2 separate regions of the Mus musculus genome follow, and region 1 is linked to region 2. A link is a loop called in an ENCODE intact Hi-C map of the cell type or tissue named here. Cell type or tissue: left cerebral cortex. All regions are shown on one strand. Links, peaks and the distances in the headings refer to the core of each region. The heading gives the core; the rest is flanking DNA. Region 1 holds the start of Gm32829 (a long non-coding RNA gene). Region 2 holds the start of Ppp1r3f (protein phosphatase 1, regulatory subunit 3F).

What was found. A loop is a pair of places that touch in the nucleus more often than their neighbours do. Peaks named below come from ENCODE experiments on the same cell type or tissue, not always from the same donor. Only the 100,000 strongest peaks of a DNase experiment are listed, where the experiment ranks them.
Region 1: it touches region 2 in a loop (4-fold over the local background); 7 of 42 quality-filtered maps call a loop at or near these places.

Annotation. Positions count from the first base shown.
Region 1 is chrX:7,467,491-7,483,640 of GRCm38, reverse strand. Gm32829 (a long non-coding RNA gene) reads left to right here and starts at 9,666. Exons shown (of 3, transcript XR_386879.1): 1 at 9,666-9,884. In left cerebral cortex, for the core only: a CTCF peak has its summit at 9,661 (motif pointing left); DNase peaks (open chromatin) are centred at 7,387, 8,580 and 9,643; H3K27ac peaks cover 370 bases.
Region 2 is chrX:7,560,554-7,576,703 of GRCm38, reverse strand. It overlaps Ppp1r3f (protein phosphatase 1, regulatory subunit 3F), which reads left to right and starts at 2,423. Exons shown (of 4, transcript NM_138605.3): 1 at 2,423-3,456; 2 at 12,416-12,468; 3 at 12,763-12,842; 4 at 15,821-16,150. The coding sequence starts at 2,456. Flicr (Foxp3 regulating long intergenic noncoding RNA) reads right to left here and starts at 3,104. Exons shown (of 3, transcript NR_029473.1): 1 at 2,795-3,104. In left cerebral cortex, for the core only: no CTCF peak of the experiment used is centred there; DNase peaks (open chromatin) are centred at 5,642, 5,930 and 7,534; H3K4me3 peaks cover 602 bases; H3K27ac peaks cover 313 bases.

The DNA.
Region 1 (16,150 bases), core at 4,308-12,307, 94 kb after region 2:
CAGAGGTGAGGAGGACACAACATCTGTACCCAACACCAGGAGTAACTGGGACAGGTGGGACCTAGGAACACAGGAACTCCACCAGACCAGTGGCTTGGGTTCCTTCCAGTTGGTCTGGGCCGGTGCCCTGAGCAGACCTTGGGCACAAACTCCACAGCCAGCCCCACAACACCCAGAGGCAGCTCCACTCACAGGCGCTCTAACATGCCCAGGACCAGAGGATCCCAGGAACCCAGGATCTTGGTCACACCAGGATCTCAAGGTCCCAAAGGGAGCTTGGACACACCCAGGATCTTAGGATCACAGGATCCCTGAATCAGGATCACAGAGACAGCTTGACTCAGAGGAGTTCTGACATAACCAGATCACAGGAAGGACAGGTTCCAGTCCGATATAGTCAGGGTAGGGTAGGTAACACTAGAGATAACTAGATGTCAGGAGGCAAGCATAAGAACATAAGTAACAGAAAACAAGGTTACTTGGCATCATCTCACCATAGCAAGTCCTGGATACCCCAACACAGGAGAAAAGCAAGATCTAGATCTAAAATCACTTCTCATGATGATGATAGAGGACATTAAGAAGGACATAAATAACTCCCTTAAAGAAATACAGGAGAACACAGGTAAATAGCTAGAAGCCCTTAAAGAGGAAACACAAAAATCCCTTAAAGAGTTACAGGAAAACACAATCAAACAGGTGAAGGAAAGGAACAAAACCATCCAGGATCTAAAAATGGAACTAGAAAAAATAAAGAAATCACAAAGGGAGACAACCCTGAAGATAGAAAACCTAGGAAAGAGATCAGGAGTCATAGATGCAAGCATTACCACAGAATACAAGAGATAGAAGAGAGAATCTCAGGTGTAGAAGATACCATAGAAAACATTGAAAATGCAAAAAGCAAAAAGCTCCTCACCCCAAACATCCAGGAAATCCAGGACACAATGAGAAGACCAAACCTAAAGATAATAGGTATAGAAGAGAGTGAAGATGCCTAACTCAATGGGCCAGTAAATATCTTCAACAAAATTATAGAAGAAAACTTCCCTAACCTAAAGAAAGAGATGCCCATGAACATACAAGAAGCCTATAGAACTCCAAATAGACTGGATCAGAAAAGAAATTTCTCCTGTCACATAATAATCAAAACACTAAATGCATTATACTTAGAAAGAATATTAAAAGCATTAAGGGAAAAAGGTCAAGTAATATATAAAGGCAGACCTATCTGAATTACACCAGACTTCTCACCAGAGACTATGAAAGCCAGAAGATCCTAGACAGATGTTATACAGACCCTAAGAGAACACAAAAGCCAGCCCAGACTACTATACCCAGCCAAACTCTCAATTACCATAGATGGAAAAACCAAGATATTCCATGACAAAACCAAATTTATACAATATCTTTCCATAAATCCAGACTTACAAAGGATAATAGATGGAAAACACCAACACAAGGAGTGAAACTACATTCTAGAAGAAGCAAGAAAGTAATCTTTCAACAAACCCACACAAATATAATTCCACCTCTAACAAGAAAGTTAATAGGAAGTAACAATCACTTTTTCTTAATATCTCTTAATATGAAAATTAATATTACTAACAAACCCTACTTGATTGAAATTCAAAAATATGAGGAATTAGAAATTTGTCAGCTGTCATCCTGTTGTCTCCTTAATTTAGTAATGGGAAAAACAGGACCAATATTATACAAGCCATATACACTTTCTGCTTGTTTATACATGACAGGATCTTGCTGTGTGCCACATAATGGTCTTGAAATCATGTGTCTCCTATCTCAGTCTCTCTATTAGTAGGATTGTTTATTTGAATTTTTTACACTATCCTATGGTTTTCAGAACAGCTTAAATATTTCAAAAAATTTTATACAGCCAAAAGAAATGTAGGCAATTAACTTGGGAGGTGGCTTGTAAGAGAACAGCAAAGAGTGAGACTGAAGGCTTTGCTTGATATTTATAATTATTGTATCAATTTTAAAGAAGAGAATTTTATAAGTTACTCTTATTCTGAGATGAATGCTTTTCAAAATCATCACAGCCAATGAACCAGAATCTTACCCTCACCTAACTTCTGTGCCACCCTCCAAGCAGAACCATTGTTCATTGAAACAGTTGATGAATGACTTCATGGATAGACCATCTTGATACACACACCATTTCTTAAATGAATGTAACCTGTTCCCTGTGGGCTGAGAATGATGACAATCACTCAAGTCAAAGAGCTTTGACCTTAGCAGGAAATCTATATTCAAAAATTGTGCCTACAATGCATTCCTTAGCTCAGCAGAACTGTAAACTCTTAGCTTATCTACTATGGAGGTAAAATCCTTTGGTGATGTGAGGGACATTCAAGTACAGCCTTATTACAATGAACCCCAATGTTCAAAAACTGTTCTTATTTTGTGTTTGTACCACAGTAAGAGTCAAGATTTTAAGCTCTACTAAGAACAAAACAAACACATGAAAAGACTTTTATCTATTTATATTCATTAAAAACACAATAGTGATATATTATTTTAAAATATCATACAATTAGTTTATTTGGAGTTATTTAAAATTTATATTGAGAAAACGTATGTATTTTCAGTATTGCTGTAGACAAACACCTACATAAGACTGTTCAATTGACTGTTGTTTTATATCAAACAACTTTTATAATACTCATTTTTATTGTTACAATATTTTATAAATTTTAAAGAATATGATAAAAAATAAAAGGTGTTGCAGGGTTTGAAGGGAGTCTCTGGGAGGAGTTGGGGTACAAAAGGGAAAGAAGAATGTGATGTAAGTCTGTTTACTCAAAATATGTTTGTAAATGTTAACAAATTCAGATAAATTGAAATTATGTATCTTTTATCATCACAATGCAATAAAACTTACATCAAAAAAGAATAAAATCCATATTTCTGTGTCTACAAAAAAAAAAAACTTGCAACCCTGACCAACCACCCATCCTAGTTGGAACCCTCTGCCACCCCAGCTGGTCCACTTCAGACAGCCTGGAGAGGTGAATGGTGACCACAATCCATGGAGACCCATTGTCTACCTCTGGCCTTACTCTCTGGCCTGGAAGAGCCATGTAGGATCCCATGGAAACCTTCTGGGTCCCCAAACTAACCAACATGGAATCCTGCCAGACCACCCTGAAACACAGTCTGCAGAGTGGGGCCTGCCTGAGGCACAGCCAACAGAGAAGGGTACCCTGATCTCCACTGGCTGGCTCACAGCTTACCCCACCTTCCAGTGAATTCCCATTGCCATGAGGATTATCCAGCCAACACTGGGAAAGCCCAGATGCCTAATGGATAGCAAAAGAACACAATCAACAAGACCCAGAACAATATGGCACCACTGGAGCCCAACTATCCTGCTACAACAGACCCTGGATTTCCTAATGAAACTGAAGCACAGGAAGAGGATCTTAAATTCAATCTTATAAAGATGACAGAGAACTTAAAAGGGACATGAATGAACTCCCAAAGGAAATACTGGAAAATGCATTCAAAGAGGTAGAAGCATTGAAAGAGGAAGCAAATAGATATAAAGAAATACAGGTAAATTCAATCAAGCAGGTGAAGCATATGAATAAAGCTTCCCAAGACCTGAAAAGGGAAATAGAAGCAATAAAGAAAACACAAACTGAGGCAATCCTGGAGATGGAAAACCTAGGAAAGAAAACAGGAACAACAGATGCAAGCATCACTAACAGAATACAGGAGATGGAAGCGAGAATCTCAGGTGTAGAAGATACTAAAAAAGAAATCAATATATCAGTCAAAGAAAATGCAAAATCTAAAAAGTCCATGACATAAAACATCCAGGAAATCTGGAACACTTAAAAAAAGGACCAAACCTAAGAATAATGGGAATTGAAGAGGAGGAGGAATAGAATGAGAAGATTCCCAGTTTAAAGGCCCAGAAAACACTTTCCAAAAAACCATAGAAGAAAATTTCCCTAATCTACAGAAAGAGATGCCTATAAAGGCACATATAAAGACACAAGAAGCTTACAGAACACCAAACAGACTGAACCAGAAAAGAAAAATCCTCCCATCACATAATAATCACAACACTAAATATTCAGAACAATAAAAGAATTTTAAAAGCAGCAAGGAAAGTAGAAACACACAGTGAGACCAATGCAAGTTCCAAGCCAGCCTAAATATGAGAACCTGTCTAAATAAAGTCCTTATTAGCATCCCAAGGAAAAAAATAGTGTTTAGAAGCCCCCCCAAAAAATGTGGCGCTGATAGCCTAATTCCTTCAAAACTTTTGACTTTGGAGGTGGAGTTAGGTTATGGAGTGGTCTGCCTCCAATGCTTTCAGTAAAGCAAGGAGCATGATCTACACTCTATAGGGAAATTGAAAATATTATACCTGCCCTTTCAAATGCCTTTGCCCTTTTTTATTATTTTTTTCATCTCTGGAGGCAGTGTCATCTTAGAAAAAGAAAACAACAAAATGTGCATACTTATAACATGTTTAGTGTTTGATGCATTTTGTCACATGTAGATACTGAGGAAAACATTACCAAAAGAATAAGAGTGAACATTTTCTTTCAAAAGATAAGGGTTTATTGTTGGTGAGATTGCAAGCTAGTACAACCACTCTGGAAATCAGTATGGCGGTTCCTCAGAAAATTGGACATAGTACTACCTGAGGACCCAGCAATACCTCTCCTGGGCATATACCCAGAAGATGTTCCAACTTGAAATAAGGATACATGCTCCACTATGTTCATAGCAACCTTATTTATAATATCCAGAAGCTGGAAAGAACCCAAATTTCTCTCAACAGAGGAATGGATACAGAAAATGTGGTACATTTACACAATGGAGTACTGCTCAGCTATTAAAAACAATGAATTTATGAAATTCCTAGGCAAATGGATGTATCTGGAGGATATCATCCTGAGTGAGGTAACCCAATCACAAAAGAAGTCACTTGATATGCACTCACTGATAAGTGGATATTAGCCCACAAACTTAGAATACCCAAGGTACAATTTGCAAAACACAAGAAAATCAAGAAGGAAGACCAACGTGTGGATACTTCATTCCTCCTTAGAATAGGGAACAAAATACCCATGAAAGGAGTTACAGAGACAAAGTTTGGAGCTAAAACGAAAGGATTGACCATCCAGAGACTATCCCACCCGGGGATCCATCCCATAACCAGCCACCAAACCCAGACACTATTGCACATGCCAGCAAGATTTTGCTGAAAGGACCCTGATATAGCTCTCTTGTGTGAGGCTATGCCAGTGCCTGGCAAATACAGAAGTGGATGCTCACAGTCATCTATAAGATGGAACACAGGGCCCCCAATGGAGAAACTAGAGAAAGCACCCAAGGAGCTGAAGGGGTCTGCAACCCTATAGGTGGAACAACAATATGAACTAACCAGTAACCCTGGAGCTTGTATCTCTAGCTGCATATGTAGCAGAAGATGGCTCAGTCGGCTATCATTGGGAAGAGAGGCCCCTTGGTCTTGCAAACTTTATATGATCCAGTACAGGGGAATGCCAGGGCCAAGAAGCTGGAGTGGGTGGGTAGGGGAGCAGGGCGGGGGGAGGGTATCGGGAACTTTTAGGATAGCATTTGAAATGTAAATGAAGAAATTATCTAATAAAAAAATTAAAAAATAAAATAAAAAAGTTTAAAAAAAAAGAATATAATGCCTGGCCTTAAAAAAAAAAAATCATGGCATACTAACAGAAGGGAAGAAAGAATTAAAAAAAAAAAAAAAAGCATTACAGGGTTGCCTATAGCCAAAGCATTTTTTTAACTGAGGCCCCTCCTCTCAGAGGACTCTAGCTAGTATCAAGTTGATTTAAAACTATCCAGCTTTAGTTTTAGAACAGAACAAGGTTCAGTTCTCAGCACCCACAAAGCAACTTACTGTTATTTGTAATTCAACTTCAGGAAGGCCAGCACCCTTTTCTAGCCACTGTGGGCACCAGGCTTGTACACCATAATACACATACATACATACATACATACATACATACACACACACATACAGGCAAAACACTTATACACATAAAATACATAGAAATATGTCTTTAAATGAACTCAAAATCTAAGTTATGTAAGGTTTTGCTTCTTTTCGATTTTTTTTTAAATTAGGTATTTTCCTCGTTTACATTTTCAATGCTATCCCAAAAGTCCCCCATACCCACCCCCCCAATCCCCTACCCACCCACTCCCCCTTTTTGGCCCTGGGGTTCCCCTGTACTGGGGTATATAAAGTTTGCAAGTCCAATGGGCCTCTCTTTGCAGTGATGGCTGACAGACCTTGAGCGATACCATGAGGTTATTTGAGATTGTTCTGATTTTATAATGTAAGCATTCATAAACATAAATTTGTCTCTTGGAGCTCTCTTAGCTGTACTTCAGGAGCACATTCTCATTTGATTCTAAATATTTTTTTATTTTCTTTTTGATTCTAAATATTTTAAAGACTTCCCCCGTGATTTCTTCAATGACCCACTCCCTTATTGCTTTATTTCTTTTTCTATTGCAGTGACTTGTAAAACCCAAAAGCTTCCAATACAGGGACAGGAAATACAACCTAGGAGTAGACTACTGAGGATCCCCTATGTAGATTAGTATCGTCATCCCTGTTAGAGCTCTGCTGGACTCCTAGTTATCTTCTGAGTCAACGGACCTCTTTCTACCTGTAAATATGAGCAATTTACAGCATCCAAATGACAGTTTACATTTATTATTTTTAATTAAGTGGTGTGTGTACGTGTGTATGTACATATGTATGCACGCATGCATGTATGTATTATGCATGTATGTATGTATGTATGCATATATATATGGATATGTGAATGCTTGTGTCTGAGGAGGCCAGAGGATGTAGATCCCCCTGGAGCTGTAGTTACAAGCAGCTGTGTGCTGTGTCACATAGGTGACTGAACTTGGATCCTCTAGAAGACATATTCTTAACTCCTGAGCCATCTCTCCAGCTGTCTTTCCTTTTCTTTTCTTTTTTTTTAAATTATTTATTTTTTTTGTTGGTTTTTAAAAATTAGGTATTTTCCTCATTTACATTTCCAATGCTATCCCAAAAGTCCCCCATACCCTCCCCCCCTACTCCCCTACCCACCAACTCCCACTTCTTGGCCCTGGCGTTCCTCTGTACTGAGGCATATAAAGTTTGCAAGACCGATGGGCCTCAAGACCGATGAGCCCTTCCTCTTCCTCCTTGTGCCATGGCATCATTTCAAGCCCATGAGCAACCAGTACTCCTTGCTTTATCCTTACAACCCGAAGCCAAACTGTGTCTCTTCTCGCAGTGAGCTAGCACTGTGTTAACACTGACTAAATCCAAAGCTCGAATTAGTCAGGGAAAGCAGTTTTGGCCATGAATCATTCTTCTGCTTGTAAAGGAACAAAATTTCTGTTCTCTTTACATTTTTTCCCCAGATTTTTTTTGGGGGGTGGGGCTTGTTGTGTTGCCTGGGCTGGTCTGAAACTAATTCCTGGGTTTGTGCCTCAGTCTCCTAAGTAGCACATACCCAGCTCATGTTCATTAAATCTAACAGCCCAGGTAAGGCCCAGTCTGGTGACAGCAAGTGCAGATGTCTCAGCCAAGCAGGATGCCTGGATTGCACAGAGCAGTCACATTCTCCCGTGCTTCTAAATCAAGCCCCACTGCTATGTCTTCATTGAGGTTTTAGGTTATTTGAGATGGAGTCTCACATAGCCCAGGGTCTCATGTAGCCTCAAACTCTCAGTATAGCCAAGGATTACGATCCTCCTACCCTCCAAGTGCTGGGATTGCAAACATGAACCACCATGTTTGGTTTTATACAGTGCTGGGGATCAAACCCAGGCTTCCTGCATGCCAGGCAAGCATTGTATCAAATGACCTAGGCCCCACCCTACCCCAAACCCCTTCACTGGGGTTTCTATCTTTAGACTTAGTCTGCCAGGCATGAAGAAAAGAAAAAGAAAGTAATCTTGGGATAGCTGTGAATATGTAGTGATTCCACAAGAAATCATGAATACATAGCTTGTTTTTATTACCACCAGGTCATCCCCAAAGATGTCTCCGGGTCTTGTGAATGTCATGTTATGTGGAAGCAGAGGTAATTAAGTTGAGATTATTCCAGATTTACAGTGGGCCTGAAACTCAATGAGTGCTACCCTTCTGGGAGAAAGGGAGAAAGGAGAGAGATGTTTGAGACAGAAGAGAATGCCATCAGAAGTGGCAGTGAAGAGTAGAACAGTGTAGCCTCAAGGCCAGGAACATCTGGAGCCACAAGAATCTGCAAGAAGCAGGCTAGGACTTATATTCCTCAAGCCTTAAGAGAGAGCATGGGTCTAGCAACAGCCTTATATTGGAGCTCTGGCCTCCAGTCCTAGGAGAGAATAAGTAGCTATTGTTCTAAATCACATTGTTAGGGTAGCCCCAGGAAACGAATACATGGCCTGGAGAAAGGATGATCATTCATGTACTGGCATGTCCAGAGAAACCAGCATGCATGTTTGCCAGTACATTTCCATCTGGTGTGCTGAGAGGCAGGGGCCCTCCCCAGGAGCCATCTGGTCTCCCTGCCTGGCTCCAGGCAGAGTTGGCACCTACACATAAATGGTGGCATGCTCTGCTCAGGTTGTACATTATGGAGTTTCTGACTGGGATGCTTTACACAGGGGACAATCTGTGCTCCTCTTCACATGCAGGTGGGACAAACACACAGCCTTGTAAATGTTTGCCCAGAAAGATCTGGCTTGAAGCACAATAGCAGCTGCGGGAACTGTGTCTCCCTAGGAACACAAATGACTAGTTACCACAGTGCTAAATAGTAATTCACAACTTTTTCCTGTTTTTGTTTTTTACTTTAAAATATTTGTTGAAATTGCTTTTGATGAAATGGGGTCAGACACTATTATGGATGCCAATAAGTGCTTGCTGTCAGGCGCCTGCTATAGCTGCCTCCTGAGGGGCTCTACCAGAGCCTGATAAATACAGAAGTGGATACTATCAGCCAAGCAATGGTCTGAGCATGGGGTCCCCAATGGAGGAGCTAGAGAAAGGAGCTGAAGGGGTTTGCAACCCCATAGGGAGAACAACAATATGAATTAACCAGTACCCCTCAGAGTTCCCAGGGACTAAACCATCAACCAAAGAGTACACATGGTGGGACTCATGGCTCCAGCTGCATATAGCAGAGGATGGCCTTGTCAGACATCAATGGGAGGAGAGGCCCTTGGTCCTGAGAAGGCTCAATGCCCCAGTGTACGGTAATGCCAGGATAGGGAAGCAGGAGTGGGTGGATTGGTGAGCAGGGGGAGGGGGAAGGGGATAGAGGGTTTTCTGAGGGGAAACCAGGAAAGGGGATAACGTTTGAAATGTAAATAAAGAAAATATCTAATAAAAAATCTTCTAACTTAAAAAAAAACACCCCCAAAAACCCACAAACCAAAACCAAAAACAGAAAGAAGAATGATATTGCCTCTCCTCTGTGGGGTGTGTGTGTGTGTATTTATGTCACCCCTACCTCCCAGAATTCACAGAAGCACATGGAAAGCAGAAATTGTAATGCTAAGTCCATCTGTTTTAGGGGAAGACAATACGTACAAAGCCTGCTGGTTCCCAAGGACAGCCCTGTGTCTCCACCTGCAGGTGTCTTGTGTACATGTCAGGGGAAATCCAACTTCGGTCCCTGCAAGGAGTTGTCTGTATCACTCCTTGCCACTGGGATAAAATTATTTGAAAACTCTAACATCTGGAAGTGCTGAAGTGTTAGTGGGCCTAGGGCAATTGTCTGTATGGTCCTGAAGCTGAAATCAACCCGGAGATACAGGGCGTTTAATCCTGCCATCGTCATGGCTAATCCTCAAAGGTGAGTACTATAGGTTTTCGCTTGCTTTTTGCAAACCTGATTTACTTGGGAACTTATGCGGAGCTGTTTTATGCAAGCAACTTGATGTCATGGAAGAGAAATCTGTGGTCTCTCAGTTGCTGGAAGCCACTTTGGTATCTTAGCACCAAGAGATGCTCTCAGGAAGAGGGAGTGCAATTTTGGGAGCTTTGACAATGGATTCAACCTTCTCTCTTCAGAGAGATGACAGGACTAATGTTCCAGAATGAGCCAACTGACACTTAGATCACAGCTAATGCATGCCATCTTTCTCAGTGGAGCGAACCAGCAGGGCTGCTGTCGTGTACAAGGAACAAGCTCACAGGAGTCTGAGGAACACACACCCTGGGCGTGTTCTCATTTAATGCCTTATAATGATGCACGCTCACAAGTGGGAAGAAACAGACTATGGATCTGTTGTGTGCTTTGCTATCCTTATCCAGTTCCTAAGTAATGACTGAACAGAAATGTCTGTACAGGTTTGGGAAGGTAGAATTCAGGGTTATCTTTTCCCCAGCTCGCTCTCTCTCGCTCGCTCTCTCTCTCTCTCTCTCTCTCTCTCTCTCTCTCTTTCTCTCTCCCCTTCCTTCCTTCCTTCCTTCCTTCCTTCCTTCCTTCCTTCCTTCCTTCCTTCCTTCCTTCCTTCCTTCCTTTTAAATTAACATCCCAAATACTGTCCCTGCCCCCCTCACAGAGTCCCTCCCCCTCCCCTTCTCTCTGAGAGGATGGGGGAGGGCTTGGCATCCCCCAACCCTGATCATCAAGACTCTGCAGGGGTAGGTGCATCCTCTCCCATTGCAGCCAGACAAGGCAGCCCTATGTGCCTGGCATTCTGACTGGGATGAGTTGAAATTCTGAAGTGGTTTTAATGTGCATTTCCTGGATAGCCAAGGATGTTGAACACACTTTCCTGATGTTTATTGGCCATTTGCATTTTAGAGTTCTTTATATGTCCTGGATATTAATTCCCCTTTGTATGTGGGCTGGCTGTCTCTTTTGCATTGCTGAAGACTTCTTTTGCCGAGCAGAAGTGTCTTAATTTTATGTAATCCCATTTATCATTTGTTGGGTTTTTTTCCTGTGTTACTGGAATTCTGTTTAGAAAGTCCCTGCCTTGTCAATAGTTTGAAGGCTTTTCCCTACAATTTTCATCTATCAGTTTCAACGTTTCAGGTCTTACATAATGGACATTTGGATCTACCCTAATAGGAAGTAAAATGAGAGGCATAAGAAACAATAGCAGCAAAGGCTGCTGAGGAGGTCAACGCACTCGGCGCTGTAGACTCACAAACGGCCAACAGTTTTCATGTCCTTAGAAGTTTAATTGAAGTCAGGAAATGGCAAAAGAGAATGAAAAAAAGTTATTTTCTTTCTATGATTGTATCGATGTCATGGGCTTGTCAAAATGTCACATGGGGTGGGGTGGGGTGGGGTTCAGAGCCTCTGTTCTTCCAGAGGTTCTGAGTTCAATTCCCAACAATTTGCATAGATGGGTGGCTCAAAACTGTCTATAATGGAATGATGCCCTCTTCTGCCACATAAGAGTACATGCAGAGGGAACACTCACATCCGTAAAATAAATAAATAAATCTTTTCTAAAAAAGTCACATGGGGCACTGTTTCTGAGAGCCTGAACTAACACATCTTTCTGTTATCTTAAGAGAAATTCCAAATATGGTAGAAACCTTTAATTTTTTTTACTTAATACAGAAATATGAATGAAGCCAGAGGCCAGTGAATATTCACATCTTCATCCCACCTTTACCCTCATTGGTCAACTTGATCCTTGGGGAATTAAGCCAAAAGGAAAGCAGAATTCTAACACCTCTTCCTATTTTTAGGTAATTGAGGGGCTGAAAAGATGGCTCAGATGTTAGGAGTGTGTAACTGTACTTCTAGAGGATCAGGGTTCAATTCCCAGTACCCACATAGCAGCTATCACATATATGTGGTACACTTACATATAAGGAGGCAAAACACATAAAGTTAACAAATCTTAAAAAAATGAAAAAATAGGTAAGTGACTCTGTATCAAGTCTATACAAGTGTTTGTAAAGTTATCTTTGGAATACTAACTGTTATATACTTTCAGGTGTCAGGGATACACTCATGTGCATACATGTATGTGCACACATATGCACACACACCCACATGCACTCATGCATTCCTGCCACTTGATATCCATGGAGATTTGTTCTTGGATCCTTGTACATACCAAAATCTGCACATGTTCAATCCAAGGCCTTGATTTCTAGTTTGTTGCATTTATCTATGAAACCTTAGCCCTTTAGGATATATGTTGGCTCATTCACAAAACCCCCATGCATGCTTTCATCAGGCAGAAATATTATGTTGCTAAAATATTTTATGTAGTTCCTTCATGAAATGTATACGTCTGGAAAGCAGAGATAATAACAAGCATAGAAGGCAATGTTTGCCTTTTTACTCACTACTTGCCTGTTACCAAAGTGTCTGAAGAAGTTCCCATGAAGAACACGAATAATAATCTCAAAAAGCCAGGAGGAAAGTTTGGGCAGAGAAGTTATGGGAAGCACATGCCGAGGCATAATGACTGACATTGGTCTTGGTTCCTCTCTTTTTCATCTTTCATTTTTATCCATATTCCCTTCTTGATTTGTATAAATTATTTTCTCTTCTGTTTCTTTCTTTTTCTTTATTATCTATCTGGTTCTGAAACCTGAAGCCAAAGAGTACTGTCAGGGATACATCATTTAATCCTTCTGACAGTTCATTAGCTATGAGCTATTATTACCCTCATTGAGAAGATGAAGGAGCTAAGGAAAGAGGATCTGAAAGCTTGCCTAATGTCACATAAATGATGGAGTGAGGATTTTTATCAAGATAGTATTCATTCAGTGATTGCACCATTAATCATTATAAGATATACTGGCTGGCTTGTTAGACCATGTTACCCATAATAAAATGATAATTAAGAAAATGACCATAACAGTAATATTTGTGTAGCAGACATTTTAAACTTTTTCAATGTAGTAGCATTAGTCTAAATTAAAAAAAAAGAAGAAGAACTAATTGCTGGGTGGTAATGTTGCATGCTTTTAACCCAGCATTTGGGAGGCAGAGGCAGGTGGGTCTTTGAATTCTCAGCCGGCTTGGTTTACCCAGACAGTTCCAGGACAGCCAGGGCCACAGCAGGAAACCCTGTCTGAAAAACACAAACAAACAAAGCAACAGCAATAACAACAACCAACAAAAAAAGAGAACTCATTAAACAAAATAAAAACTGTGAAGTAGGTACTACCGCTGCTCATGCCTTAGAAAGTCTCATGTCTATTTCTAGCCATAAACTAAAGAACAAGCCATTTATTTTTCTGAAGAGAAAATAATATATAATTCACATAACATAAAAATTACCTTTTCAAAGTCTATGATTCAGTGATTTTTTTAGCATGTCTCCTGTTACACAGCCATCTTCACTGTCTAATTTTAGATCATATTCATCATCCCCAAAGGAACGATGTCCATTAGAAGTCACTCTCCATCCGTTCTTCTCACCAGGCCCTAGCAACCACTAATCTACTTTCAGTCTCCATGGATTTACCTATTCTGGACATTTCATATAAATGGAATCATAGAATATGTGACCTTCTGTGTCTGGCTTCTTTCACATGGAACAGAGAAAAAACCAGCTACCTTTTAATGGTTGCTATGACTACCGTGGCATAGCACCATTATCAGGAGCTCTGTGTGCATTATCTTTAATCTTTCAATAACCCTGTGGCAGAATAGAACTATGATCTTCATTTTAATGAAGAGACACATGCATAGAGCTGTTCAGTAAGTCCCATAGCACATTACAGCTCATAAATGACATAGTTAAAATGCAAACCCAGGTCAGTTTGTCCATCTGTATCCAGATTCCACACATTTGGCATTCCATCCCTCCACCTGAAGGTCACAAGGATATGGGCTAGTAATGTGTTGCTCAAGCAGGGCTGTGGTGGGAAGTGCAGTCTAAGCTCTTGGACTTGGTGCCTTGGTATGGGGTGGGATAAGGATGCCCTCTGTCAAGCCTGACCTCCACAGATTTGCCTGCTGAGGTCCTGCTTGCCTTGTATTCTCCAGAGCTCCCTGGAGACCTCCGATGCATTCCTTACTTTTATTTAACTTGGATGTGTTGTTTGAAGGGCTTGTATGGTGGCATTTCTGCACTTCTTCATCCAACCTTGGCTTACACAAGAAATCATCTCAAAGCAAGCTAAGATCTCTATAAAGTGAAGGGGGAAAAATCAATGAAATCTCTTGACATTTCCACATACAAAACAAAACCAATCAAACCACCACCACCACAAGAACAACAAAGAACACCCCCCCACACACACACACAGTTTAGGAATTTATGAACTCCAGGCTTAGCACCAGCTTGCTTTCTGTGGATTAGCTATAGGAGGAGGTATCAGGGTCTCCCAATGATTTGGTACACAGAGAACCATTTGGGCTGTTAGCTTACTCTGAACACAGAGCTCTTCACAACGTGGCCTGTGAAATGTAGAAGAATGGACTTCAAAAAGAAAGGATTCTACCCAAACTGATAAAACTGAGATTTTTCACCATATGATGATGGTAATTATTCCTTAAATATCTCTGGAAGGAGAGAGAGAGAGAGAGAGAGAGAGAGAGAGAGAGAGAGAGAGAGAGAGAGAGAGAGAGAGTCATATCTCAAATAGCAGCATCCTAGAATGTTAGAGCTAGAGGTGACCTTCAAAACAGTATTTAGCCTAACTTGTTAGAGACAAATAAATGGGGTGCGGTGGTGGTGGTGGTGCATCGACTGTCCACAGGTATTATGGAGACAGCCACAGGGATTATCATGTCCTGGTCACTTTATAAAGTGAAGTAAACTGAATGTCCTGAATGTCACTGACCTACCTGATGATGCTAACTGTGTCAGCGACTCTCTTGGCTCTTGGTCCTGTATGCCAATCACTGCTTGCTTTCTTGGATAATAATGTGGTAGCTCTTAGTGACTACCAAGAACACTGATGATGATGATGATGAGGAGGAGGAGGAGGAGGAGGATAACATCAGCCCCCTCCGAAAAACACCTGGTGCAGATGACTTCTGTTTTGTGATTTGTAAGGCTGTCTTGGGAGACTAGGTCTCCTGCCCTTTCTTGTCATCTCTCTTCAAAGCCATCCACTTAATTTATCCCCTCACCCAGTTAAGGATCACCAAGATAATGAAACAGGGGAAGAAGAAACAACGAATATCCACAAAACAGGACCAAAAATTCTACTTATCACTGACAGCTCTGTCCCTGAATGAGCCCGAGAACTCTTTTATCATATGATGCAAAGATGTAGATGTTCAAACTAATCCTTATGAGCTATAAATAATTAAGTAGATGCTCTGTATAAGATGGCAGAGAAGTAGATACTTGTTTTCCAGAAGTAATGCCTTCCAAACCATTTGTTCAATGGTTTGGAAACGGAGGTCCAAACAGCTCATTTCTCCAGATCACTGAACTGATTTGTTGTTACTGAAGCTGGCAGCCTCTGGGAGTCACTGTTGAGTTCCCAGAGGAATTCAGATGCTGGCAAAAAAAAAAAAAAAAAAAAAAAAGAAGGTTCTGGAAGAAAATTTTACCTCTTTGAAGTTAGGAATAGCATGTCCCAGGCTTCTCTTTATCATTTTTCCTCTCAAGATTTTATTTTGACATAATTTTAGAGTTACACAAAGGTTGTGAAAATGGTACAAAGAATTCCTGTGAGCTCATCATTTAACCTCTCCTTGTCTTGAGTAACCTCAGGGTATTTATTAAATGCCAGGCATTGATCCTGATATAGTACTATTAAATGACAAACTATTCAGATTGTAACCATTTTCCACTTGTGTCTACATTGTATTTGTTGTTAGCTGTATCTGTCTTCTTAGTCTGCTCCAGTCTGTGACAGTTCTTTGGCCTTTCCTTGTCTTTGATGAACATGACATTTTTGAAGAGTAGTACTTGGATATTTTTGTAGACTGTCCCTCAACTTGGGGTTGTGTGATGGTTTGTCATGATTATAATGGAATAGAAATTTATCATGGTTAGACTGAGATAGATCAAAGTTGTTTTGCTCTGGCCTCCATTTCTTCCTTCCCTGTCTTTTGTCTTCATCTCCAGCTTACTGCTCTGTATCTTCAACAGCTAAGCCTCTCTAAGCACTTGCTCTATGCCTAACTGCACGATAGCAGATTTAGGTAGTGGAAAAGGATGGCTCCACCTC
Region 2 (16,150 bases), core at 2,877-10,876:
AGGAGTCTTGTGTGGTTGGAGTGACATGACTGGAAGGGAGAGAACAGGAGGAAGGTCAGACGGGGCTAGCTGGCTTGTGCGCTTACGACATGGTGAAGGTTGGCTCTTCCTCTTAGTGTAGAGGAAGCCAGAGGGTGTTGGGAGCAGAGGAGAGACATTGCTGTTAGGACTTAAGAGGATGTCTTAGATGGCTGAATATGGAATAGGGGGTAGAACATGGGATGGAGACCAACCAGGGGGAGGTGACTACAGTAGTCCAGGGGACTGGGACTGGTGCTGGTCCTGTTGATGGAGTGGTAGTGAAAAGGTGGATTTGGGATTTAAAAAAAATGATGCTAGAGATGGGGCCCATGCACTTTCTAGGAAGTGGTTTTTACCGCTGAGCTACACTTAACCCTTTTTATTTTTTAGACAAGGTCACACTTGTAGCCTAGGCTTGGAATTCCGTGATTCTCCTGCCTCAGCCCCTTGAGTGCTGGGATTACAGGCATACATCACCATATCCTGCTTGGAAAATGCGTTGGGTAGATAACCTGCAGGATTTGCTGAAGAATGAGACTCTGAGGCAAGACCGGGGCACAGTTGATACCCAAAATGGGCAGATAGGATGGAGTCCTGAGAGCACTTGCTGCCTTGAACTTTCAGATGAGAAAAAAAAGTTCTACCTTCATTATGCCATTATTCTTCTGCTACTTGTAGCTGGACATATTCCTTTCATGACCCTGGACACAGACAGGAGGAGCAGAGAGACTGTGGGGGCCTTCCTGTTAGGGGTCTTATGAGGGTTAGATAAAAGCACTCCCTGAACCTGGCATATGGCAAACACTAAGTCTTACTAAGTTAGTAAATGGGAGTGGGGGATATGTGAATGAACACGATGGCAAAGTCCAGGTCATTCCCATAGGAGGTGCCATCTCAGAGGGAGAATGGAAAGAATTCACTAGATGAAAGAAACAGATGGGACAGCACTCTAAGCAGAGGAGATTGGGAAAGTGGGGGGGGGGGAGAAGAAAGCCACTGTGGGGTGCAAAGTGTCAAAATGAGCAAGAAGGGCAGGACTCTGATTTGAATGTACATTAGCTGATAAGCTTGTGATGACATACTATCAGTCAATGTGTGCTAAGTGTGAGTTGGAAAAAGCTAATTCTTCCAAAAAGGTTCTATTTCCTATTTTGCGATTGATTCATGCAATAGTGCCAAGTCCTGAAGAACATCAATGCTCAACTGGGGACTTTAAGGAACAGTTAAGAACGTTCATGGCTAGTTGCATTGGTCACAATAAGGCTGGGAGGTGTGTGTGGTGGTGTGGGGCCAGCAGGACACACCCAGTAACTGATAGAACTGTTTTGCTTTGGTCTCACAATCCGGTGCAGTCTGGGCTTTTAGGGGCTCTGGGTATTCGTGGAGCCATGGGGAGTCATGGAAGATTAGGGAAAGGTAAAGCCATTCCCCAGAGGTCCGATCTTACTGGTTGAATGAATTCTGATTCTGCGCTCAATCACTCAATAGCTCAGGCTCAGCCTATGCACCTTCTTCCAACTCAGCCTATTTATTGGCTACTCATGCTTTCCTTCACAGCACCTACACTACCATCCGTGGGTATGAGTTCCCATCTTGCCTCCAAAGTTTCCTTCTGGCTACATTTCTCTAGTTTCAGCTTTGGTTAATCCCATACTGGCACTGTCCTTTGAGATATAACAGCCTTCACCCTGGATCCCCATTTCTTTCTCGCTCCCACCTTCACTCCTCACATGCCTTAGTGCTCCCCCCCCCCCCCGCCCGCTACAGCCCCGCCTCCATGTCTGCTCACACACAGCCTTCCCGTCTCTGTTCAGTCTCTGTATTGGCTAGATCTACCTTGTTACCACCTCTTGAAGCCATAGTGTGCGCTCACTAGACTCCTCCATTGGCTCATTGCAACTATTATCGTCATTCTGTCTCTACATCATTCGCGTGCAGTTCTCCATTGGCTGTTCATTTTATCTGTCTTACGTCTCACCGCCTACGCAACCTGCGGATCTCCCAGTTTTTGGACCTCTGGGTTCGCTCCCCGTTGCCCCCATTGCTTGTAGCCATTTCATCTTCCCGCCGCCTACCATGCCCTTCGTGCTCAGACTTTCCCACTAATTGTCATACTCCTGCTGCTACATCTTCGGGCCCGCATTAACCCTACTCAGGCCTCTCCATTGATTCCGTTATCATCCCGCCTTCCATCCCGCCCACGCGCGGGCGTCCTCATTGGTTGCTAGCTTCTCCTGCTTGTCAATCACCTGTACGTCACTCCCGCGTGGCTGTCCATTGGCTGTTGGCCGTACCTGTCTCTAGCTCACCGCCTACGCTCCACTGGAGCCCCACCCCCCTGTTCTGGCTTTCTCATTGGCTGCCCGCCTTTTCAGGCCCTGCCCCCGCCGGTCCCACCGCCGGTGCCGTCGGTGCCGCCGCCGCCGCCGCCGATATGGCGCGCACGGCCCCTGTGGAGCCACCGCTGCGGCATCCCGCGCCCCCGTCGCCGGCTGCGGGAGAGCCCCGCGCCTCGGCTGAGGCGGCGGTGGCCCCGCGGAGGGTGCTGTTCGCTGACGAGGCCCTGGGGCTGCCTCTGGCGCAGCTACGCCGCTACCGGCCGTGGGGCGGGCCCGGGGCGGGCAAGATGGCGGCGGCGACCGGGCAAGATGGCGGCGGTGGCGGGGCTGATGAGGAAGACGATGGCGAGGATGGGGATGAAGGGGAGGAGGAAGAGGAGGCTTTTCCCGATCCCTCTCCGCCGTGCCCCGTTCCCGCTGGCGGGGGGTTTTACCTGGTGCCCACATTTTCGTTGCCGCCCGCGCTGGGCCGTCTGGAGCGGTTGGGGCGCGTGATGGTGGAGTTGGAGGCGCTGCTGCCGCCTCCTGGAGCGGTTCCCGGGGGTTCCGGGGTGTGGGTGCCTGGGGGACGCCCGCCAGTGGTGCGCGGGTTGGTGCGCGTGCTGAACCGCTCCTTCGAGAAGGCGGTGCACGTGCGGGCCTCACACGACGGTTGGGCTACCTTCTGCGACCACCCAGCCCGCTATGTCCCACGCAGCCCGCCTGGGGCAGGAGTGGGAGGAACAGGAGCAGGAGATCCCCTCCTGGATCCCGGGCTAGGCCTGGGCCCTGGCCAGATGTCAGCCTCCTCACCCGACGACGGTGGCTGCACTGACCGCTTTGCCTTCCAGCTGCCCTTTGCTGAGGGCGCGAGCGATGGGGCGCGCCTCGACTTCGTGGTGCGCTATGAGACCCCCGAGGGCACTTTCTGGGCCAACAACCATGGCCGCAACTACACTGTCCTGCTCCGGATCGCACCCGCTCCCACACCCACTGATGCCGAAGGGCTGCCCCAGCAGCAGCAGCTGCAGCAGCTGGAGCCACAGCCTGAGTGCCAGGGTCCTGTGGAGGCTGAGGCCAGGCAGCTGAAGAGCTGCATGAAGCCGGTGAGGCGCAGGTAATGTCTGCCAGCGCCACCTCCACCAACACAGGGCTGGATGTAGAAGCCTCCCATCCCAGCACTTCCCCCTCCCCCAGGCCTGCTCTCCAGGACAGGCAGGAGGGTGCATTCGGTCAAAGAGTAGTGCAGGCCAAACATGTGCTAGGCACTGTTTTAAATTCTGGGGTATCATCCATTTATTGAGTTCCACTATAAGGCCCTGAACAAGACAGACACCTTCCCTGTCCCCAACCATCCCGCAAAGGCTCCTCTGGGAAACAGAATGCAAAAGCAAACAAGCAGATAAGATAAATAGGGCTAAGGTTAGTGCTGAGAGGAAAATACTGTAAGGCTCTGGAGGGAGTGGCTGCTGCAGACGTGTTGAGGGTGAGCTCTTGTGAAGAGTCCCAGACGGTGATAACGAAGAGTTATGGACGAGCGAGTTGGTAGAGTTTGGACCAGGTAGGACTCTTTCTGAGGAGGTGGCATTTAAACTTGAGTCCAGAGTGGTACGGAGCAGTGATGCACATACAGGGGAGGTAGATGTAGATAGTGGGGACAGCAAAGTCCTGAGGTGGTTCTGGGTTTCGTATGACTGTCAGCCAGTGTGCTGGAGTGGAGAGAACATGACGTGCGAAGGTGTGGACTAAGGGTCTCCCGGCGTGGGGAGTCAGTCTGATTCCTATCTGCCACAGCAGGAAGCCAGAGTTAGAGAAACTGGTTGAGGAAGTGGTGGTACTTGGCTTTTTAGTTTCAACCATTTCTGGCTTTGAAGTCTATGCATCCTTTTTTTTAAAAACTGTTCCTCTGGTAGTCTGAGGCCTCCAGTGGAGTTTAGGGAGCGAGGCTCTATTCTCACATAAAAACATTAGCCTTGGCAGAGGCGGAAACAGATGAGAAGCGGACTTGAAGGTCACATCGCTCTTCTTTTTTTTTTTTTTTGCACACCTCTTGTAAACTGACTGATATAATGCTTTTCTAGGTCTTTACCAGGGCTATACGTTTGTCAAGGGCTCCAGCTAGGCCTAATGCCCGGGGTCAGTTAGAGCCCCTATGAAATGCATACATTTTCCTGCTCCTATGAGAAATGGGAAGGGGAGGTTGCCCTTTTGTCCCTTCGAAGCTGCATGATGGAGCAGGGTGCTGTGGGATCTGCTGGTTGTGGTAAGGGCTTAGGCTGTGAAAGGTTTAGCTCTTCGTGGATGGACCTTGAAGCATTTAGATTCTGCCATTCGATTACCTGGGTTCAAACCCTAAGCCTGCCACTTTTTAGTGTGACCGTATCCAATTCTTAGCTGCATCGTGCCGTAGATAAACACCCTCATCTGTAAAACAGGAAGTTATGGCACAGACCTCACGGGATGAGCAGAAGCACTCAGGATCGAGCCTAGTTCCAAGTAGTGCCATAGTGCTGGTAATTAGCATCGAAGCTTAGATGCTCACTACAGTCCATGTATCCTTTCCCAAACTCAGCTTTGTTGTGTACTCTTGTCTCAGTTTCCTCATTGGTCAGAGAGGAATGGCTTTCCCATTGTGTGGTTGAATTGGATGCAGTACCCGTAGGGAAGGTAACTGAGGCATAATTGTAGCTGTAAAAGGTCTGGTGGGCAGCATTTCTTAATCTCTGTTAAGAGTGGTAGGGACATTCTCCTCTTGAGGTCAGCTGAATGTGCTGTTGACTGTAGGCACTATATTGAGTCCTAGTTCATGGGAAATGGGGTGGGGTGGGGGGCTCGGAGAGGTGCTCGAGCTTGCTCAGAGTCACTCAGCTAGTAAATAGCCAGGCCAGGGAGGAAATGTTAGGGATGCTAGTTTAAAAACAAAGTCCGCATTTCACTGTTGGCGCTCTTAGTTCTTCCTTTCCCCCCTGTACCTGTTACGTGTGCTTCGTGTTTTATTGAGATATACACAAGTGGACGGTACTGACCCCCGAGGGCATGGCTCGGAAGAATTGCACATGTATGTGTATGTAGCCGCCACCCAGTTCCAGTGCCCCCAGAATCGCCTGCATTTCAATCACTTCTTATTCCATCGGCAGTTGTGGGAGCCCTTTCTGGAAGATAAGACAGTTGAGTACTGAAGTTTGGTCATTTTCAAGAATGTGAAAGGAAGGGAACAGACAAATCAAAACCTTGCCGTGCCAAGGTGGGTGGAGAGGGTGTTTTTCTTTTAAAATACATGGGTGGTTTTAAGGAGAAATTGAAGTAGTTCATTTAGACAATTGTTTTGGTAGCTGGCCCCATGTTTGTGGTTCCCAACGTGACTTGAGATGTTATTTTAAGTGGGCAGATGGCTTTTTGATAGCTTCTTTATCTTTTGATCTCAGCTCTTGCAAAGGGGAGGCTGGTGTGCGCTGCTAGATCAGCGATAAGGTTTTCTTTGTAGGTCGGTGACTTTCCTAGCAAATACATTTCAACTTATTATTGTTTTAAGGCCTGTGTGCTGCTGCTGATTTGAAGTGCTGTTGAAGAATAGCTACCCCCCGTGATCCAGCCCTCTGGGGAAATGGTGGTGGACCTCAGGGGATCCCTTTTCTTATCTGTGGGAGGCCTGCTGTAGAGGGCTTCAGAATCGTTGGCCACAGGCCCACTGTGCAGCTGGCCCTTGGCAGGTAGGGTCAGAAGAGATGATTGGCAGCCATGAGGATGTAGTCCAGAGGCTGAGCTGGCTGCTTTCCCTAGCTTGCAGGACCAGGTTTGCAGTACTCAGTAGGTTTAGAGAGAATCCATCAGCAGCATTTTTGGTAGAGCCTGTTATGTGCTGAGCACAGTGCTAGGAACAAGCAGAGAAGACACAGACTGGTCCTAAGACTCCCAGGAGCTTGGGGTAGAGCCAGGGGGCAAGGGTTATGTGAGACCCTACCAAGTGATATGTGGCCAAGCCCCCTTTCCTTGCTGGGCACTTTGCTGAGTATTTTTGTATAGTTTCATTTGTGCTCAACAGCGTTTTCTGTGAGCTAGATTCCTTTAAATCCCTCTTCTGGGTGAGCACAGAGGTTTTGAGTCCTCAGTGATTGGACTGATATGGGAAGGAGCCCTTCTGGTGTGTCTTGGCTTTATACTCTGAGGAAGTATCCTATTCCTCTTAAAAATAAAGACCAACAAAAATCTGGCTGGCCCTTACACACCCTCACCGATGCCTGCTTCAGCCTCTGTTAGCATCTAGTCTGGCTTTATATTGGTTTCTGCTCCCGAGCTCTTGTCGCCACATCCCTTCTGTTACTCCTGCTTTGGGGTTGTCGCTCATACTGTTTGCTTCACCAAGAATGTGTTTACCCCTCAGATTCTCCTCATGGAGACTCCTCAGTTCTAAGAGGGTTTCCTTAGGGAAGGAAGCTTGCGCAGCTTAGCCTCCTTAAGTCCCCAGTTTTATTCATAGCACTGATCAGCAAGTCAAGTTGGAAAATGCCACATAGGCCAGCATGTGAGCCTTCCCCCAAGTTAAGGACCATCTTCCATCCTGCCCCATTGTCCTGTGTGTCCTTTGATCCACCCTCGGCTCCTCTTTCATGGGATCCCGTCAAGTGTTCTTTATCATTACACTCTGCCTTTTGCTTCTTCAAACACAATAGAAACCATAAGAATGGAATGCCTGCTCCTTAGAGCCCCCACGTCTGAACACCAACACCCCTCACATTGTACATGAGGAGGGGGTCCCTTGTTCCCATTTCAGGCCAGTTTCTGTTCTTGACTCCAGAGCTTCATTTTCTGCCATTTGTCCAGAGGCTGCAACCATAAGCCCCATTTGTCTTTCATCAGGCTTTTTTTCCAGGTCTGTCTCACCTGGTCCTCTGTTGACCTAGCCTCAGGCCAGGGTCTCTCTCTTAATTGCTGAGCCACCTTGCCCTTTGCCTCTGGTCAGTACTTGATGATCACCCTTGTCCCCCTCCCCTGAAGAGTCAACAGCACTTGCTTTGTCTGCAGTTTTATTAGTCCCTGGCTTTGGCCACACTGAAAGGCTCCGTTGTTTTCTTCTTGAAAGGGCTAACTGCTCCTACTCGGTCCCCTCTGGCTTTGGGACCGCCCTCTACTTGCTTTCTTCAAAATCTCTGGCCCTTTCTCCTGTTCTGTCAGCCTCAACTACTAAACTTGGTGTCTGCTTGACTGAATCCTTAGTCTTCTCAAGCTTGGCTGTCTCCCACTCAGTGCCCCCAAACAACCTCTTATTCCATACCCATGCACTTGCTTTCTAAGCATCCTTAAGCCCTTGCTGATTCTAGTCTGTGCCAGGGCCTAGTGTTCTAGCATGTTCCTTCCTTTTCTAAAGGCACTGGCTTCCGTCTGTAGTAAGGCCTTTATTAGGGGATTAATGGGTGACTGCAATGCTAGACTGTAAGCTCCGTGAGGGGTAGGGACATGCTCTGCATTGGTGACCACTGTATTTTCACAGGCCTGCCTTAGTGCATGGCACTTAGTAGGTGCTCAATAAATATTTGTTGAAAGAACGAGTTTGAGTATTTTTTCAAATGTCTCCACATCAAATTCTAAATTTCATTGCTGGGTTTGCTCACCAGTGTGTCTCCTGTCACTATCCCTGATGCACAGGTTTTAGGTATACCTGTAACTGAATGAATGGGTAGCTATTGGCAGCCTCACAGAAATGAGAACAATAGAGTTGAAATGGGTGGGGTGGGAATCATCTAAGTGGTCTGGAGAGAGGATTTCATGAGAAAGTGTCCCTTTGTTCTACAGACAACTGGTAGGCCATCATGGTTAAGGTTGTGGGCTGGAGGCTGCACAGCAAAGTGGCAGAGCAGGGATGTGAGCCTGTGTAGTTCTGCTAGTGCTCCAGTTGAGAACTGCAGCGCTAGGCTGCTGGATGGGGCCTACAGCTGGGAATGGCCGGACAAGTTGCTTCCTTTTTTCAGAGCCCCAGCGCTATTCCAAAAGACTTAGTTTTAAGCACTTTATTGGTGCTTTGCATGTTTCCTCAGTCCATCGAAAAGCTCCCTGAAGTATTACTACCATTTCTTCCTTATAGATGAGGAGACTAGGGCACAAGAGATGAGGAAATTTGTCCCGGGTCACAGCTGATTTGTGGTAGAGCTGGGACTATTCAACATTGCATTTTCTGGGCATTTATTGAGATGCAAGATCAGTTTGCTGGCTTCCAACAAACATTGGCAAATGGTATAGGAGATAGCCCAGCGCAGTTTGACATGCAGTAGAGGTGAGTATTACTTTGAAGAGCAAGTGTTTCAGTTCTCAGTGTGTCTGTGTCTGTATTTACTCGTGAATGTGCTGGCTTATGAGGTGAAATGGTTTTCTCACCCTGGGCTGTGGCCACGGGAGTGTCAGTTAGATGAAGCTTGAAGCATGCATGGTAAGCTGCCCTCCAATGCACACAAGTCCTAGAGTTGAGGCTGACACTCAGAGAAAGCAGGGCAGAGTCCTACATAACTTGATGATGTCACAGCCTCCTCACCTCACCCCCCCAAAGCACACGACTTAAGCTGACCAGAATTCCAAGTATCTTGAAGCCACGCCCCCCCCCCCCCCCCCCAGACAGCATCATCAGATTGTCTCCATGGGAGCTGGGCTGTGCGTGTTTCCCTTTGGGGCTCAGCACATGACCCAGTTCGGGCAAGCACAGTTCTTTGAAACTTGGCGTGCTCACGTAGGACCCAGACGATGATTGTGGCCGTGGTATTGAGTCTACTTTGCATTTCTCTTGGGGGCTTGTTGGCCCTCATTCACTCACTCATTCTTTATCTCTGCTAACTGATCTTTCTGTTCTGTCTTGGCTGGCCTGGGCTGGGGCCGCTGCCACCACTTTCTCAAGTCTTATCCCTTGGTCTCCAGGTACTATCTGAAGTCAAGTAGCTGTTGACTTTCTTTATGGTGGGAAGAACTTTCACTCCCAGTAGAGTGGTCCATTCTAGGTAAGATGGGCTGGACTCATTCACAAGTACTCAAGTAAGGCATGCCAACACATTCCCAGCACTGTGTGTCCTGGCCCACTGTGTGTTCACTGCCCCCCAGAGAGACTGCATGGCATTTGTGGGACAGGTGCCAAAAGGTTTTATTCTCGAAAATGAACAGGCACACCGTATGTACAGTTTTGTTCTTGATTTCCTTCCATTTTTCTAAGAACTGTTAACTGATCGGTAAGTCTGTACACTTACACTCGCCTCATTTTGATTGCAGCCACAGCTACTTCCAAAATTTTACTGTGAAAGACGATTCAAAGATTTCTCCCCACCACCTCTCTCTTTCACTCTCTCTCTCCCTCCCCCCCCCCTCTCTCTCTCTCACACACACACACACAGACACACACACCTCTCTGCCTACTGTCTAAGACACTGTCTTCAAAGTGGGGCCAGTTTTGGATGTTATCAGTATGCAGTGTAGTTATCGGGGATAGAGACAGTTCCTTAAATCATACTTTCTATATTTGGAAGAAGGAAAGGTTGCTGTTTGAAAGGATACATGTAAACTTTTCAAATGACTTTGATGTAGTAACAAAAAGGCCCATGGTGGAGGCAATGAGCAACCGTCTCCCCTGCCCCCAGCTTTTCTTTCCAACTCTTGGAGCTTGGGAAGACAACTTGCTGACTTTGTGGATCTTGAGTTGGGCTGATACTTGAATGGCTTCAGCTGTGGAGGGCTGTGGCAGCCGAAGAACACTGTGGACTGTATTTCCTTTCCTTCATCTGATTAGAAGTCTCTTTTCCTGCTAGGGGCTGCAGCCTGAGTTCTCTTCACTCGCATCTATGACTTAATAGAAGCTTGGTTGGTACGCACGGCCGGGTTGAGTCAGATTACGGGCAAGCTTGCATAGGCTGTCTCTGGGAGGAAGGGCTGGCTTTCTATCCAGTTGAGAGTGTTCTTGAAAACTAAAGATTTTTTTTTTTACTACTTTAGTTTTACTTTAGAAGATAACAATAAAGTAGGGTTTTTGTTTTGTTTTGTTTTGTTTTGTTTTGTTTTTCGACAGAGTCTCACTGTATAACCTTGGCTGTCCCTGGAGCTCTTTCTGTAGATCAGGCTGGCCCCGACCTAACAGAGATCTGATTGCTTCTGCCTCTCAAGTGCTGGTTTAAAGGTGTGTGCCATCACTGCCCAGCTTTAGTAAGACAATTAAAAAAGAAAACAAACATAAAAAGTTATCCCTGCTAGGTAAAAGTCAAATGAGCTGTAGATTCAAAGGTCTGGATTTTAGACCCACTGAAGACACTGGTTCAGTCTCAGGTAATTTTTCCTGAATCTTCTTTTTTCATCTGTGTTGTGCTGAGGTTGCTGGCTGGGCTCCTAGAGTCACCTGTCCCAGGCTCTATAATATTCAGACTGAAATACCTCTGGTGGGATGCAGGAGTCCTAGACTATAGAGGAAGACTGAGGGCCCCTTGCAAAGATTCCAGACTCTAGGTCCTTATATACAGTGTTAAATTTCTTCCTCCAAAGTGCTGCTCAGAGGTTCGCATAGCCACTCTGGTAGTGATCTAGCCACGTGTACTATGGAACTGCACACACAGTGAATATGAGAGTAAAGAACAGGTAAAAAGCCTTTGTGAAAGGGAGTGGGGAGGGAGTGTATGTGTCTGTTATAGGTTCTTTCCTCTCTTTCTAGATAGAGCTGGAGATTGAGTTGGGTACAGTCACATAGACTCTTATCTAAACAGCATCAGCTTGTTGGTTAAAAGTCCGGGTTTTGATCCTACCTGCATAATCTTGAGTCATTTCCTTAGCCTGTGCTTCATCATCCATAAGATGGGGATAGTAGAACTGGCCCCACTTGAAAGGATGTAGAAGCGCCTCCCTCGCAGTCACAGTGGGGATTAAATCAGTCCATGTAGACATGTAGACCATTGGCTAATACCATAGCATAGGCCTGCTAGCAACATTCTGGTTTTGGGAAGGTGATTCTCAGTAGGTATTTTCTCAAAGTTGCAACTTTTTTTTTTTTTTTAAATAAGTGTCAACCGTGTCCTGTCACCTCTTAGGAAGAAAAGTTGTGATTGTTTCAGTTTCCCTCAGGTCTCTGGATCTTGTAATCATTGCTTCCGCCCTCTGCCTCATTTGTGAACATTTGATATTCACTAGTAAGAATAAGAACAGTGATCGGTCCACGATAAAGGCACGCTCCTGGGAGGATCTGGCTGAAGTACTTGGTTTATGTCACTCGGGGATCTACCTTGGCTGGCAGAGGAGCAGTTGGGCCAATAGATTTCTCCCATTGATTTACTTACTGCTCTGTTCCAGGCCAGAGAGCTGGCTTTTGATCCTTATTCCTCTTGACTCCACTATACACTCTATATTGCCTACAAGGGGGTTATGGGTCCTGGCAGGCTGGTATGGGGACCAAGGAGGGGTGGAGTAGAGGACACAGGCCGCTCTGACTACCTTCTTGATCTCCATTTGCCTTCTCTCCTCCCCTTTGCTGCTTCCTGTGTCCCTCAGTCTTTTCTGTCTGCCCTTCTTAAAAAAAAAAAAAAAAGGCTTCTGTGATAGCCAGAAACAAACCCTAGAGAAGTGATCCAAAAGTGCCTGTTGATATTTGGTTTGTAACTATAAAGGAAAGAAGCTAGCTACTCAGTCGGAAGGGAATGGCTATATCAATAATGTCAAGGCCATTTGATAGAAGCACAAAGCAGCCGTTTTTTCAATGTTTGCAAAAGTCTATAATGATGTTTCATACTGTTTAATGGACAAAGCCAGCTGTGAAAGTATGTTTGCAGAATCTAAATGGTTTCAGGGAATGTCTGGAATGAAATTTTCCAAATAGTAACAGTGGTTGCCTCTGGCTCATATGTGATTGTTTTGTTTCCTGGATCCTTATGTTTTTCTGTCTTTCGTAAAATTTCTACCATGATTGCGTAGGGCTCTCATGACCAAAAGGACTGAGAAGCAGGGGGGAGAAGAAATAGCAGCTGTCAGGTGAAGATGGGTCATCACAGAGGCCCGGAAGGTGCCTCTGTGGGTGGTGCGACTGACCTCTCAGGGTGTCATATTTACCTGCTGTCTTGTCTGCCCCACAGGCCTTTTGAAGAAGAGCCAAGGATGAGGAGTGCGGACGATAATACCCTAGCAGGTAAGCACCGGGCTGGTGTTGAGAGTTCTAGCCTTTGTAATACTTTGTTTTTCATGGTGCTGGGGCTCGATGTGTGCTAGGCAAGTGCTCTGCTCCTGAGCTATGTCTCCTAACCTTTCTAGTGGCCTTTTACCACTTCTTTCTGCCTTGTTTCTATATAAAAAGGAAAAAGGTCACCTCTTCCTTAGACTGTCACAAAAAGCTTCTAATGTGAACTTCCAGTTAATGTCAGAGAGAAGCAGAATTAGGCTGCTTGTACCTGTCTTGCTTCAACATTGCCTTTCTCTCTCGCAGAACATCCTGATGTTCGAGAGTCACTAGGTCCCCTGTTGGCCCCTACCCCTCTCCGTCCATGGCCCCAGATGACACTTCAGGTGAGCAGGCCCTGGTAACCTTGGTGCGAGCAGCCAGATAGGAAGCTCATAGTGTGACCACAATTGGACCTACTCTTGCCTATCCTAGAAGTAGGGGTGGAGGTGGGGAGTGAAAGCACAAAAACCAGAATTTAATGGGGGGGTGGCGGTAAGGGAAAGATGAAATTATTCACTTGGGTTTAACTGTTAATTAGCAAACATTTAAGGGAAGGCTTGTTGTGTGTGATAGACATTGGAAACCCAGCCCAAATGGCATCTGTATGGGGATTACATGTTAGGGCAGAGACATATTGTAATAATGGTTTAAAGGTGAGACATTTGAGCTGAAGATGAATGCTTAGGCAAAATGGAGGGAGGGAGAGAGGGAGGGAGGGAGGGAGGGAAGGAGAGAGGAATGGAGGGAGAGGCCTGAGAAGTGAGGCTTCAGAAAAGAGCATTCCAAGTCCCAAAGGCCGGGCCTCAGCTACTGTCTGTTAGAAACAAGACTCATGTGGCAGGAGCAGGAACTTCTCAGAGTGAGGGCAAGTAGAGAGTGAGGGGAAGTAGAGAGAGCTGAGGTCAGGGAAGTGCTAGGGAACAGATGGGGTGGGGCCACGGGGATGAAGGGGAAGACCTAGGCTTTACTCTTAGTGAGGAGGAGTCAAGGGACAGAGGCAGGAGCAGAAGAGGAATGTGACCTGCTGTGAGAGGGTGGGGACAGGGGCACCAGGGAGGAGAAAGCTGCTGAACCCTGGTACCCTGATGCTCTTAGCTGGGAGGAAACATTTAAAGTGGCTCTGCTTTAACGTCTGTCTATAAGAACTTTAAGCACATTTATAAAAGAGACTAGTATAATGAACCTGCATCACCCGGCTTCAGTGCATATTGGCATGTGTCCATTCCTACTTACATTATCCCCTTCCCATTTCCTACGGAAGTATTTTGGAATAAAGAGAGCCAGATACTGGTCAGCTCATGAAGGTTATAGTTTATTTCTTAGAAAGATAATCCTAAAAGGAGACAAAACAAAAACTACCGATGATTTATCATAATCATAGCTCCAAAAATTAACAGTATTCCTTCATATCATCAAATGATTAGATTAGTGATACGGTTTTTTTATAACTATTCCCAGGACTCAAAGTGATCTGTTGTCCTCTCCTCTCCTCTCCTCTCCTCTCCTCTCCTCTCCTCTCCTCTCCTCTCCTCTCCTCTCCTCTCCTCTCCTCTCCTCTCCTCTCCTCTTCTCTCTCTTCTCTTCTTTCTTTCTTTTTTTTTGTCTTTTGCTTTTTTGAGACAGGGCTTCTCTGTGTATCGATGGTTGTCCTAGAACTTGCTCTGTAGACCAGGCTGGCCCCAAAATCAGAGCTTTGACCTGCCTCTGCCTCCCAAGTGCAGGGATTAAAGGCGTGGGGCACCTCTGTCAGGCTGATACACTGTATCTCATGGATATGTCTCTTAACTTTTTAATAGTCCCTCAGTTTCTTCATTCCACTTTAATTACTAATCCCTGTTTGTCAAGTACAGTTTGACAGAGTCTGAGTTTGCTTGATTAGATTCAGGTTAAAATCCGTTTCTTACTCTATTAAACAAAGTTTAAATTACATTTATTGAGTGTGTGTGTGTGTATCTGGTGTATGTACATGTCATGGTATGTGTGTTTGTGTGTGTGTGTGTGTGTATGTATGTGTATATGTGTGTGTAAGTTGAGGTCAAAGGACAACTTGTGGGAGTTAGTTCTCTCCTTTTGTTGTGTAGGTCCTGGGTGTCAGACTCAAGCTGTGCGGCTTGGTAGCAAGTGCCTTCCCTACTGAGCTGTCTGACTGGCGCTCTTCCTCTGTTTCCATTCATTCATTAATCTTATTTACCTTAGTGTTTTACTAAATTAAATTTACTAAACCATTAAGTTTGCTAAACATATTTATTAAATATTGTCTATCATTTTAAAATTGACTTAAACAGAACTAATTCCATTAGTTAATAGAACTTAAGTTCTATTAAATTCTAGATTAAATTTTAGGCTGGACTTGAGAGAGAGAGAGAGAGAGAGAGAGAGAGAGAGAGAGAGAGGTCTAGTTTGTACAGAAAAGTGTTGTAAATATTTCATCCCCTTCTGATTTGTCAATATGCATTAAAATGTTGTTTTCTCCAAAGGTCATCAGAAAGGCTTTGAGTTTTGTGTGTCACTCAGATTCCAAACATAATAGTTGATTTTGAGTTCACTGTATTTGTTTATTTTGATGCTTGCATTGAAATATTGCTCTCTGTGGCCAGGAGGATTTTTTTTTCTCTCATCGTCTCCTTTTATCTACTAACATTCCCCGTTATTCTGTGAGCCTGTTCTCACATCTTGCTATGGCAGTCTATCATGGCCTTGTACTTTACCTGCTCTAAAACTGTAGAAGACGATCTCATTAAGAAACCTTGCTTCTTTTCAGTGTCTAGAGACTCAGAGGCTCCATGTGAGTGTTGCTGCAAGATTGAGCACTGTTTTAGAAGACAATTAGGGAGTAAACATTAACATTTTATTATATTTGTGTGTGTGTGTGTGTGTGTGTGTGTAGGTCAAAGTACAGCTTGTAGGAATTGGCATTTTCCTTTCCAACACATGTATGGGTCCTGGGGATCAAACTCAGGTCATCAGGTTTGGCAGCAAGTGCTGTTACCCTCTGAGCCATCCTGCCAGACCCGAAATCAGTCTTTTTAAAAGAGGATTCATTTGTTACTAACCGTCATCTGCTGAGCGCTGATGTCCAGTGAATCACTTAGCATTGTCACCTGCAAAAGGAAGCCACTCTGTACTTGTTTGAGCTCTGCTCTTTGCGAATACAGGACCAAGTCTTTGGTGGTGAGAGAATTACATGGGGTTCTTGAGCAGATTTTTGCTGAGAAAACGCTAGAGACTGGGTGTGGCTATACTGCTTCTTACTATGTCTTCTTGTTCCCCCTCTTCTGCTTTATTCTATTCTGTCCATCTCCCATCCACGTAATGGAAGCAGGTGCCCGAAGTTATGTTGACCAGCAACCCTCAAGAAGAAGGTGACATCCCCAGAAGCAACCCACCTGTGGCTTTTACAGAGGTCCGCCAGGCACCTGCCATCAGGATTCTTCCAGCAACCTGTGGCCTGGGTGGCCCCCCAAGGGACCAGGCCTCAGGGCCCGATGCAAGTGATAGAGCTGCTGGCTCCTTCCTGGAACCCACCCAGCAGCAGGTGGAGGCTGCGTGGGAAAGTGGAGGGGGTCGAAAGGCCCCTATGGTAGGGGCTCTGACAGATGAGCCCGCCAGGGGTCTGGAGATTGTGAGTGGCTTGGATGAGTTGCTTGGTGAA